2 separate regions of the Homo sapiens genome follow, and region 2 is linked to region 1. The links are chromatin loops, found by intact Hi-C in ENCODE. Cell type or tissue: Calu3. All regions are shown on one strand. Links, peaks and the distances in the headings refer to the core of each region. The heading gives the core; the rest is flanking DNA.

Evidence for each region. Hi-C counts contacts between places; a loop is a spot of excess contacts. Peaks named below come from ENCODE experiments on the same cell type or tissue, not always from the same donor. Only the 100,000 strongest peaks of a DNase experiment are listed, where the experiment ranks them.
Region 2: it touches region 1 in a loop (4-fold over the local background); 2 of 110 quality-filtered maps call a loop at or near these places.

Annotation. Positions count from the first base shown.
Region 1 is chr6:84,464,038-84,469,992 of GRCh38, forward strand. All of the region lies in intron 2 of LINC01611 (long intergenic non-protein coding RNA 1611), which reads right to left. The region is part of intron 2 of LOC107986620 (a long non-coding RNA gene); the gene reads left to right. Among named protein-coding and RNA genes, the nearest start is that of LINC01611, 7.9 kb to the right of the region's middle. In Calu3, for the core only: no CTCF peak of the experiment used is centred there; a DNase peak (open chromatin) is centred at 2,734.
Region 2 is chr6:84,544,613-84,550,567 of GRCh38, forward strand. No RefSeq gene overlaps it. Among named protein-coding and RNA genes, the nearest start is that of LINC01611, 73 kb to the left of the region's middle. In Calu3, for the core only: no CTCF peak of the experiment used is centred there; a DNase peak (open chromatin) is centred at 2,999.

The DNA.
Region 1 (5,955 bases), core at 1,215-5,214:
AGATCTTTTATTTATTTCTCGTTCTCCATTGACAACAGCTTAATCCAAGCCACTAGACTCTTGCATCTGAGATACTGCAATAACTTCCTAATGAAGTTCTTTATTTTCATAATTGTTCCATTCTTCCCCCAGTGGACCAAGTAATCTTACACATGAATATAAACTTGTCAACTGCTTACTATTATTTAAATCTTGCAATGCTTGCCCATTATCTTAGGAAAGAATCAAATGCTAAAGAGGATGTAAGAGGTTATGCATGGTCTGCCCATTAACCATCTCAGCTAGATTGCTGCTGTCTCCCTTGGTCACTACTATCCATACACAGGATTATTGGGTCAGATCTTCCCTCCTCTGGAAAGCTTTTTTGTTTTTCATTTATCTTAGTCTTGGCCTTAGCCTCTTACTTATCTCCTTCAAGCCTCAGTTTAAATCAGTGAGTTTAAATCACTCCCTCCCTCGGGGACGTCATTTTCCCTAACATTTCCTCACACTCATGCCCCAACAAAAGGCTGGGCTTCCCATTATTTCCCTTTTATAATATCTGTTGCTATTGTGAATTAAATAATCTTTGTCTTTAATCTGTCTGCCTCACTAGACTGCACTCTCTATTAGGACAGGAAATGCATCTAGCACCAAGGTCACCTGCCTGAAGCATATGGTGTCTGACAGCTAACAGCAGTGGTGTGCTGGAGCCTATGTGTGCTGGCTCATGACAGATGATTGTTAAATTCCCAGGAATATTGTAAGCTGGTTATCAAACAGCCATTATTAAAAATTAAACAATAGCAACTGATGATTAAATAAATTATATTTAAAACAGAGGTAGTAAATACCAAAAAGCCATTATTTCCTAATTACTACATTTTATTGTCTATGGTCTTGTGGTTATTTATGTCTATTATATCTATAGGTGGAAATACTGAATAACAGTGTGCTATGCATATCTCATCCCAATCCCATGTTCAGTGAATTCATTTTGGTAGCTTGAAATTGGTCACGGTAGATCTATTAACACTTTGAAAATTAGCAAATACTACAAATCAGGGTTCCCTTCCACTTCCAACCAGCCAGGTTTTAAACCTTTACTAGCACACCACCACCCAATAGGTACCTGACAACTATATGTTGAATGAATAAAAGAATGGCAGGTGTAATGCTACTGTGCTTTCCTCCACTATGACTGTGGAAATGTGGATCATCACCTGGCTTACTACAACCTTACCGATCATCTAAATAATGCAGATTAACACAACTTTACCAGTCATGCAAATAAATTAGATCCAAATAAATCAGATGTCTCTAATCCATTCAGACAGTTTCAGCAAAGTTGTCATTTTTGCCTGAATCACACAGGTGATTTCCTTGGTTCTCCATTTATTTTGTAAGTAGACTAGCCTCTGTTCTAGCAATTAAAGGTCATTATGGCAGCATTTTCCAAGCATCCTGTTCTGTGACAGATTTTCCCAGTTATTTTTACCAGTCTATCAGAGGTCAATAAAATTGATCAGGAAGCATGCATAACACAATTGTTTAGGATCACATGGGATCTATAAAAACTTGTGAGTTAACTGAGCAATTTAGAGTAAAGGTACTCTGACACTTCCACCTTAATTCTGAATATTTTTCCATATCTTGGGAGAATCTGGAAGTAGTGAAGTCAGAGCTTTCAGCAGGGCAGAGTCTTTTAGATCTCTGGTCTCCTTTGATCCAAGAGCATTTTGCATACGCAGTAGCATAGTGCCCCTCCCGTGGCTTTTGACATAATCAGCTTTAAATTGGCATTATTTACTTGTTGCCTTGTTTTCACCACTAAATACAAATTCCTTCAAGTGAAGAAACCAATTTACACCTGTCTCTCTAGAAAGCCCAGGTTGAGTTTTGCACATCTCAAGCATTCAACTGAGGTTTACTGAAGTAGGGACATCCATCTCTTTTGTCCCCTGGCTAGCTCTTCAATGTATTCTCACTGAACCTGGAAAACTGTAAAAGTTTATACTTTTCTTGGTTATTAGATTGGTAATTCATAAGGAATGTTTAGGAAATATACAAGAGTAAACATTCAGCCACTGAAAATTTTGAAATAATATTAAAAATGGCTAAAACACATGAAATTTAAAATTTTTTAGATAAATAGTTTTGTCTCAAAATTAATTGTGTAATGGGACTTGATTGTAGCTCCTGGCTCTTTTTGCTTTGCCATGAAGTCAAAATAATGTTCATTATGTACTATCATATTTTCACCAACTGTGGTTGCTGTTTTAGTGTGGTTCACAGTTGGAATATAGAAAACAAAATAAATCACGAACAGTGTAGGAATTCAGAAAACCTGCAATTGGCATTTGTTAAAAAAAAAAGATGCTTCTTTTTTCAGATTTTTTTTCACACTTTCAGGATTAACAACAATAAGCAAACTGGCATTTCTACTGTTAAAGTTCATAAAGCTTTGAAAAATTATTTAACCTTCATAAGACCTTCATAAACTCTCTATAATATGGTCTGTGATTCAGAGTGTGGGCAATGCTCTGTCTGGCCCAAAAGCATTAAACCACGCTAGCATAGAAGGAAGTGAACTTTGATGGTGCTATTTTGTGTGTTTTTACTGTACCAGTGTCTGCCTGAATGTGGCTGCCTGAGCTAAGCCCGGTCCTGCTGGGCTTAGTCATCAGCTCTGATCATTTATCTGACTCCTTGTATCGTGGCCAACAGCAGGTCGTGGGAAGTCATTTCCAGGAGGACTGTGACCACCTATTAGAGTCATGCTGGGGTAAGGCTGACCTGGCCACTGCAGCATGGGTGTGCTCTACCTGCTCCCTCCTGGGCTTGCTGCCATTGGCCACTCTTGGTTAGGTGCTGGCCACAGTATTTTGGGGGAATGTTATACATCCTTTCTGGTCTCTGAGTCTGTCAACAAGCTACGCATATTTAATGTGGCAAAAAATACCACATTAAATATAAGTATATGTTGCATTAAATAAAGGAAAATAGTTTTTACTAAAAGCAAAAAATAACAATAGAAGTTCTGTATTGAAGTTATCTTAGTGAAGAAATCTTAGACTTTTACCCTGTGGAAAAGTAGCTTGAGATAAATACTCTTGAAAACAAATTTACAAATAAGATGAATTAATTTTTTAATGTAACAGTTATGACCAAATAGAATGTGAATGCCATTTATGGATGTGTAAAATCTTGATTGCATAAAATAATACATCCTAGAGAATAGACTCTAAAAATGATTATGTAATGAAATGATTTTTTTTTGCTTCCCACTTCATTATTTCTGGTGGATTTTGTTTTAATTAAGGATTTAAAAATCCATGAAAAATCTTGAATAGCCCATAAGGAGTTTTATAAAGAAATAGTTCAATATCTTATCAAAGTAGGAAGTGAGACAAGTTGAATCTCTAGCTATGTGGGAACACTATTTGCTTTTCTGTAAGGAGATATGCTGGTAAATAAACACCTATCTCATGATTCATATTTGGCACAAATGTACTAAATGGTCATGTTTAGTTTAGTTATGGAACAGATATTTGATTATACTCCACTGTTTAGTTGGTAAATCTACTAGCATTCCTACTACCATAGTTTCCTATAATGACAATATATAGCACTTCTTTATTTCCTGAAGTTCATCTTTTTGATGCATGTTGGGTGCAGGAGTTTCAGTATTTTCAATCTACATTCAGGCTGCCAATGCAGAGGAATTACAATATCCCTAAATAATAGAAATAAGTTATCCTTAAAGGGAATAAACTCCTCCCTTCTCTTCCCCTTTCTTCTTATTCTCCCTCATGGATGAGAAGGAACAGTGTTGTTTGTTTTACCACTGGGAAGGAGCTGAATAATCATATATTAATCACTCAATATGTATCAGATTATAACTATAATTAACATTTCATATAACCAAATAACATTTTATTTAATCCATATAATTCTTCACAATAGACTCTTATTTTCTCTATGTTACAGATGAGGGAATTGAAGCTCAGAGATGCTAAATAATTTGCTGAAACTCACACAGCTGGATATGCACAGGTTTTTCTGTCCATACTCTTTCTGCTACGTACACATCATGCTGAAAGCAAGTAGTTGTTTCCCATTAGAGACAATAAAAAGATATTCATTAACTCCAGTACAATAACTCTGCTGACCTGATAAGGCTACACATAGTAACTATTTTCTTTTGAAGGAAACCCATCAGCCTTGGAGAAGACAGAAACTGGTGGAAGGCTGTCTCAGTAGTAGTGTTCACTGCCTTTCCGTTGGCGTAGGTAAAGGTACCATGCTATCTTCCCTTCGAGTGGCATGAAGTGACAAAACATACATGTGTAGGGGACGGAGCTCTGAAGAGATGAGGGCATTTACTACAGAGGACAGCTCTGTAGCTACACTGCATGGTCTTCACTATTTCTGATGATAGCCAGTGTTACTTGTTCACTCTTATTTTATTATGGGGCCATCAGTCCAGCAGATGAGTAGTCCTTGCTTCCTACCAATAGACAAACTCCATTCTTTCTTCTACCCTATCACGACAACTGATGCTCACATCCCAGAGCCAGAAAGTATATATATATTGTTATCGTTTTGACCCTCAAGGAAAGGGGAAATAAGTGAAGGAAAGAAGATGTATCCAGCTGAGGAGGCCAGATATGAGTGCTGCATGGATTTCCAAAGACAACAGCAATGCTAAGACATTATCAGTCTCACACATTTAGTGCTCAAGAGATAGAGCCATTGACTACAACACAGAATATGGCTAGAAAACACCAAAGGTGGGACTAACAACACAGCTATTAGTTGAAGTTTTCTGTTGGCAGCCAAACTTGAGGAGCCTTGTTGATAAACCTAGGATTGCATCACTGATTGGTGGTGTTGCTGCAGGGATCAGGATTGACCTTTCCCAAATATGAGTTCCTTCTGAGATTTGATGAAAAACACAGTTTCCTAAAAGGAAATGTCCAGAATGGGTCACATATGTATAAATAACTCTACAAAGTCCAGTTCCACATAACTCCTTTAAATCATGAGGCTTTTCCCCAGCCACACAGCTACAGCCTCCCTACAAATAGGCCTTCAAAACCCTAACATTGCTCACTGTCCTAAATTTCTTGCTGTAGTATGAACAACTGCAATGCATCTCTGGCTTTGAACTTGGCCTTTTTTCCATCATCATGATAGGAATGCCATCTTCTGGTGGCACTACCATCACTCTCTAGGTTGGACCTGGACGCTCACTGTTGTACCTCCAAAATGTGTCCTAGGAACCCAGCCTAGGCAGCCATATTTCAAGTGTGACTGATTTGTGTCAACTTGAGCAAGTTAATCATCTCCCTGGGTTTCAGTTTCCTCATTTGTCAGTAGAGCTTGAGCTAAATGATAAAGTCCTTTTCAGGTATAATTTGTAGTAACTCTTACATATAAATAAAGTTTATGTTAAAACTTATGGGCTTCCTCAAAGGGAGGGGCTCTGGGAATATATATTTTGACTTAACCTATAAATGCAAATATTTTTCCAGGTTTCCCTCTGTACCCAAAAGAACTTTGAAGTTTACAGTGAGTTAACACCAAGGTAGAGAGGCAAGCTGTAAATTACTTATTTGGCCCAAATCAACTGTAGGTCAGTTATTTCAAGACTTGCTCAATTTTAGTGTTTGAAAAACATCAACACCTCCATTATGTCGTTAGTATCAATGGGGGAAGAAAAGCACAGTGGAACCTCTCCTAAAGAGGTCAGGCTTGGGAGGTAGAAAGGTGCTTGGTGAGCTGTCACACAAAGGGTGTTTTAATAAAGAAGGTAGAACAAGGCGTTTGAAAGGGAAGTGTTGATTGCAAAGCATGTATAGAGGAATTTCAAAAATAAAGCAGGCCCTATGAGGCTAAATGATCAGCAATGTTATTTGAGAACTAGTAACTTCAAGACTGGCATGAAGAACTTTATTCATGTTAATCTGTTCA
Region 2 (5,955 bases), core at 851-4,850, 80 kb after region 1:
TACAAAAATTAACTCAAGATGGATTAAAGACTTAAACATAAGAACTAAAACCATAAAAACCCTAGAAGAAAACCTAGGCAATACCATTCAGGACAGGCATGGGTAAAGACTTCATGACTAAAACACCAAAAGCAATGGCAACAAAAGCCAAAATTGACAAATGGGATCTAATTAAACTAAAGAGCTCCTGCACAGCAAAGGAAACTACCATCAGAGTGAACAGGCAACCTACAGAATGGGAGAAAATGTTTGCAATCTATCCATCTGACAAAGTGCTAATATCCAGAATCTATAAGGAACTTAAATAAATTTACAAGAAAAAATCAAACAACCCCATCAAAAAGTAGGCAAAGGATATGAACAGACACTTCTCAAAAGAAGATGTTTATGCAGCCAACAAATATATGAAAAAAGCTCATCATCACTGGTCATTAGAGAAATGCAAAGCAAAACCATAATGAGATACCATCTCATGCCAGTTAGAATGATGATCATTAAAAAGTCAGGAAACAACAGATGCTGGAGAGGATTTAGAGAAACAGGAACGCTTTTACACGGATGATGGGAATGTAAATTAGTTCAACCATTGTGGAGGACAGTGTGGCGATTCCTCAAGGTTCTAGAACCAGAAATAACTTTTGACCCAGCAATCCCATTACTGTGTGTATACCCAAAGGATTAGAAATTATTCTACTATAAAGACACATGCACACCTATGTTTATTGCAGCACTATTCACAATAACAAAGACTTGGAACCAACCCAAATACCCATCAATGATAGACTGGATAGAGAAAATGTAGCACATATACACCATGGAATACATGCAGCCATAAAAAGCAATGAGTACATGTCCTTTGCAGGGACATGGATGAAGCTGGAAACCATCATTCTCAACAAACTAACACAGGAACAGAAAACCAAACACTGCATATTCTCACTTATAAGTAGGAATTGAACAATGAGAACACATGGACACAGGGAGGGGAACATCACACACTGGGGCCTGTTGCAGAGTGGGGGCCTAGGGGAGGGATAGCATTAGGAGAAATACCTAATGTAGATGATGGGTTGATGGGTGCAGCAAACCACCATGGCACATGTATACCTATGTAACAAACCTGCGCGTTCTGCACATGTATCCCAGACTTTAAAGTATAATAATAATAATAAAAGATTGGGATTGAAGAGGCACATCATTAGGTAATTGTGAAACATAATGTTACTCTCTTAACATCAGCTCAAGCACAAAAGAGGAGGTATAAATTGCACTAGATATGGAGTGTCATACATTTGATTTCTCATCCTAAATTGGTCACCAAAGAGATGTGTGGCCCTAGGCAAATTACTTTACCTCTCTTGGCCCCAGAATCCTCATCTATAAAATGCAAAAGTTGCACCAAATGACTTTTAAAGTCACTTCCAGTTCCATGGGTTTTATACTTAGGGGACAAAGCAGGGAATATAGACTCCCTAAAGCAAAATGTTCAGAGTTTTACAATAGAAACAACCCCAGAATCTCTTCTCTCTTTCCTCTAATTGTGCTCCTTCTTCCCCACACACTTTCCTGCACACCATCAGGAAATAAAGTGAGAAAAAAAGAAAGCCTCCTGTTGCATGCAAAAAACAGATCTGCCAGTGTTGAAGGGTTGGGTTAAGTGGAGCCTTTGCTGGTGATATCAGACTATATTTTAATTAGATGTCAAGTTCTAAGACCATGAAGCTGAAATGATAAAGAGCAGGCTATTAATGGTCCCAATTACAGAGCCCCAAGTATCTCTTAATTTATGTACTGATAATCTCCTGGTAATTTTCTGGATGCTGCCGCAGCGTACACATTCCAGTTCCTCTCCTGCTTCATGTGGATTTGTTCTCCAAGTTCCTTTCTCCATTATGCTCTGCCCAGCTCATTTAGAGCAACCACTTTGCCTCATAGCCAGACCGCCAGCCTCAGCTGGGGCGAGGGGAACCGGCGACAGCTCATCTGCAGCAGAGCCTTTGGTGGAAGTGTGGCCAATTAGTCACACGTTTGGTGTTCTAATTAGGCGAGTCTGGGACTTTGGAAAATGTGCTGTTGATTTAGGTACTTCCTCAAACAATGCTAAATTGTGTTATGTGAAATTCAATTAGTCTTTTTCTAAACGTTTCCACATCTGTTCTTCTTTAAGCATAAAGTGATGAGGAGAGAAAGAGAAGTGAAAAGCCAGAGTCTCCACTGGTGAAATATGTTAGGCCTTAGGGACCAGCCCTTTTCCCAGCTTTTGACCCTGAACAGTGATACACAGGAAGGAACAAAGTTGGAGAGCTATCATGGTGAAGCCCTTTTAAATAAATCATTATAGAAGAAATACTGCAACTGCACGGGAATGTAATCTCGTATGATGGCCATAAACTCAGCTTTGTTTGAAAATAGATGGCATGGAGGAGGAATCATTAAGAAGTGAATGATTATAAATTCTATCTTAAAGGTAATATTTGTGATTATTCTGGTTATATTTTTTAAAAGAGTCTTTTCTAAACAAAAAATCCTTTGGTTTAGTATTTCATGTCCAGGTCTAGTCTAATGAGTTTTTGTCCCCTTCTATCTATTAAAATTTCCATATAAAATTGAGAACAGCATGAAATCCCACAACACTTAGTGACTAAAATAGAAGACAATGAAGATGAAGATGATGAGGAAGAAGTTTCCACTTTCTCTGAAGTGTTTCCTAGTTTCCATTTGTGCCACTGCTGGCAGCTGCACGATGGCATGTTGCTTTGATCCCTCCAGCTCTGTCCCAAGCTGCTCCTACCCTGAGCCTCTCACTCTCCTATTTGCTAAAGATGCTGTGTCATTGCTTCTTAGCACCTCTTAATTCCAACACACTTAACTCCAAGTTCATCATGTGTTTTCATGTTGTATCACACTCGGTATATCCACTGATTTTGCCAAGAGGCCAAATGGCAATATCTTTTACCAAAGTGGCACGGCTCAAAACCGCAGGCGTCCAAAGGTGAAGGTGTACATGCATTTGATCCTTCTTTCTGTTATCACCTTTTCAGTGACTAACATTTCAAAACCTTATCTGTGGCTGGCAGGCCATGTTTCAGTTTTGTCAGAGCCCAGATATAGACTGTGTGGTTTTCTGATGATATATCTCTGTAAGATTTGTGGAATGCTAAAGATGGAGTTGTCAACACTACTTTATGGCACCTCGGTGCATGTCAGAAAATGAAAATATTTTCAGAAGTGTTAGCATTATTTTGACTGATGATATACTCTTTTAAGACAAAGACTTATTTAAATAAAAAAATTCAAGGGAAAAAAACAAACAAAGTAAGGCATTACCCATAAACAAGTTGATTAATCTGGTGTCTGTAGCTCTCATGAAGAAGATAAAGGAAGATTAGAAAATTAAAATAGTGATATTTTAATGCCATTCTGGGTTTGCAGTTTTTATTAACTAAAAAGCACCCTGAATTTGACTACCCTATTGAAATCAGGTTACAATTCCGTGGAATAAAGTTTATAGCAATAAGCGTAAATAAATTACTCCTTTTTACTATGGAAGATAATTATTAAATTAACTAAGTTTTTGATAATATTGTCTAGAATTTGGTTTTACAGGAATATTGATTGGTAATTACAGTCTACTATCTCTCATTGTATTTTTCTTACATAAGGGATTATTTACCAGTATTGCAACCTGTAAAACCATTGTTGAATGGAAATTTTGCTTTAATCTCTCAACTTTTTACCTGCTTCATTTGTGACTTAGAGAAGTTGGATTAATTGTGAGATAACATTAACTCCACAGAGCAACATTATCTGATTTTTAAAAAATCATTATTAATTTTTTTCTTTTCTTTTTTTTTTTGAGACAGAAGTTCTCTCTGTTGCCCAGGCTGGAGTGCAGTGACACGACCTTGCTCACTGCACTCCACCTCCCAGGCTCAAGTGATTCTCTTGCCTGAACTTTCTGAGTAGCTGGGACTACAAAAATTACAGGGCACGTGCCACCACACTCTGCTAATTTTTGAATTTTTAGTAGAGATGGGGTTTCACCATGTTGGCCAGGTTGGTCTCGAACTCCTGACCTCAGGTTATCTGTCCTCCTCGTACTTCCAAAGTGTTGGGATTGCAGGCGTGAGCCACGGCACCTGGCCTAATTTTTCTTTCCACTGGGTAACTTTAATCTGAGTATCGATTTTTTTAAAAAAAGGGCATTTAAGCCATTAGCTTTAAGCCAAAGAAACAAGCCTTGTCTTTTGCTACTTAAAAGCTTAATCTGATCATTCATCATAGCTAATTCCTGTTCTTAGAAAACATGCCCACCTGGCTGTTCTGAATGAAACTAGCTCAAGTCATTTTGCTTCCTATTGGCAATACCAGGGCCATTGCTTAATGAAAAAAAAAAAAAAGGGCGTCAGATTCACACCTGTATTCTGTGATCATATGTACTATGATTAGTACATTTGTAGTTATCACAAGCACAGATTCAAAATCACTCTTTCTTCTAAAATGCCAGTCTTGGGGAACAGCATCACTAATTTTTATTTTTAATTTTTGTGGGTACATGGTAGATATATATGTTTATGGATTACATGAGATACATTAATACAGGCATGCAATATGTAATAATCACATCAGGGTAAATAGGGTATTACCTCAAGCATTTATCCTTTGTGTTTCAAATAATACAATTATACTCTTTTAGTTATTTTTAAACAAACAATTAAATTACTTTTTACTATAGTCACCTTGTTGTGCTAGCAAATACTAGGTCTTATTTGTTCTTCCTATTTTTTTGTGCCCTTTTTCCATCCTCCCCCTTCCCAGGCCCACCCTTGGCTATCCTACCCTGCCTCTGGTAACTATCATTCTACTCTCTATCTCCATGAGTTCAATTGTTTAATTTGTAGCTCCTACAGATAAGTGAGAATATATGAAGTTTGTTTTTCTGTACCTGGCTTATTTCGCTTAATATAATGACCCCCAGTTCCATCCATGTTGTTGAAAATGACAGAGTATGGTTCTTTTTATGGCTGCATAGTACTCTATTCTGTGAGTGTACCACATTTTCTTTATCCGTTTGTCTGTTGATGGACACTTAGATTGCTTCCAGAGTTTGGCTATTGTGAATAGTGCTACAATAAACACGGGAGTGCAGATATCCCTTAGATATACTGATTTCCTTACTTTTGGGTATATACCTAGAAGTGGAATGGCTGAATCATATGTTAGCTCTATTTTTAGTTTTTTGAGGAACCTCCCACCTGTTCTCCTTAGTGATTGTACTAATTTACATCCCCACCAAGAGTGTATGAGGGTTCTCTTTTTTCCACATTTTTGCCCACATGGGAAGCATCATTTTAATGTTTGTACTAATGTCATCTACCAGAGAGACCAAATGTGTAAAATAGTTCTCCCTGCGTTATTAACTCAAACCAGAATTAAACTCCACATAATGGTGGCGTGTTGCTGGGGAGAGAAGGAAAGCAGACCTGCAAAGGTTGCCACCTGCAGGCTGTCCCTGGTCTTTGAAGGGCAGTGCCTGGTCAGCAGAGGAGCATCCCTGCCTCCTTATTTCCACAGAGTGACAATCAGAGTCAGTTTTCTTTTTTCTTTTTTTCCCTTAACTTTTAATTTCCGGGGTACATGTGTAGGATGTGCAGGTTCGTTACATAGGTAAATGTGTGACATGGTGGTTTGTTGCACAGATCATGCCATCACCTAGGTATGTGCCCACTATCCATTAGCCATTCTTCCTGATGCTCTCCCTCCCCCTACAACCCCTCTGCCCCCATGCTTTCTTCCTGCTTTATTTGCTTGTTTTGGAGAATGAACTCCATGAAGGCAGGAATTGCTTTTCATACATTTGTTTCCGTGTGAAATAATTTGCTTGACACATTTCTCTATTGATTTGGCTTGATTAATGATCTTAAGTGCCACCTAGTTTGTACCATAGCATAACGG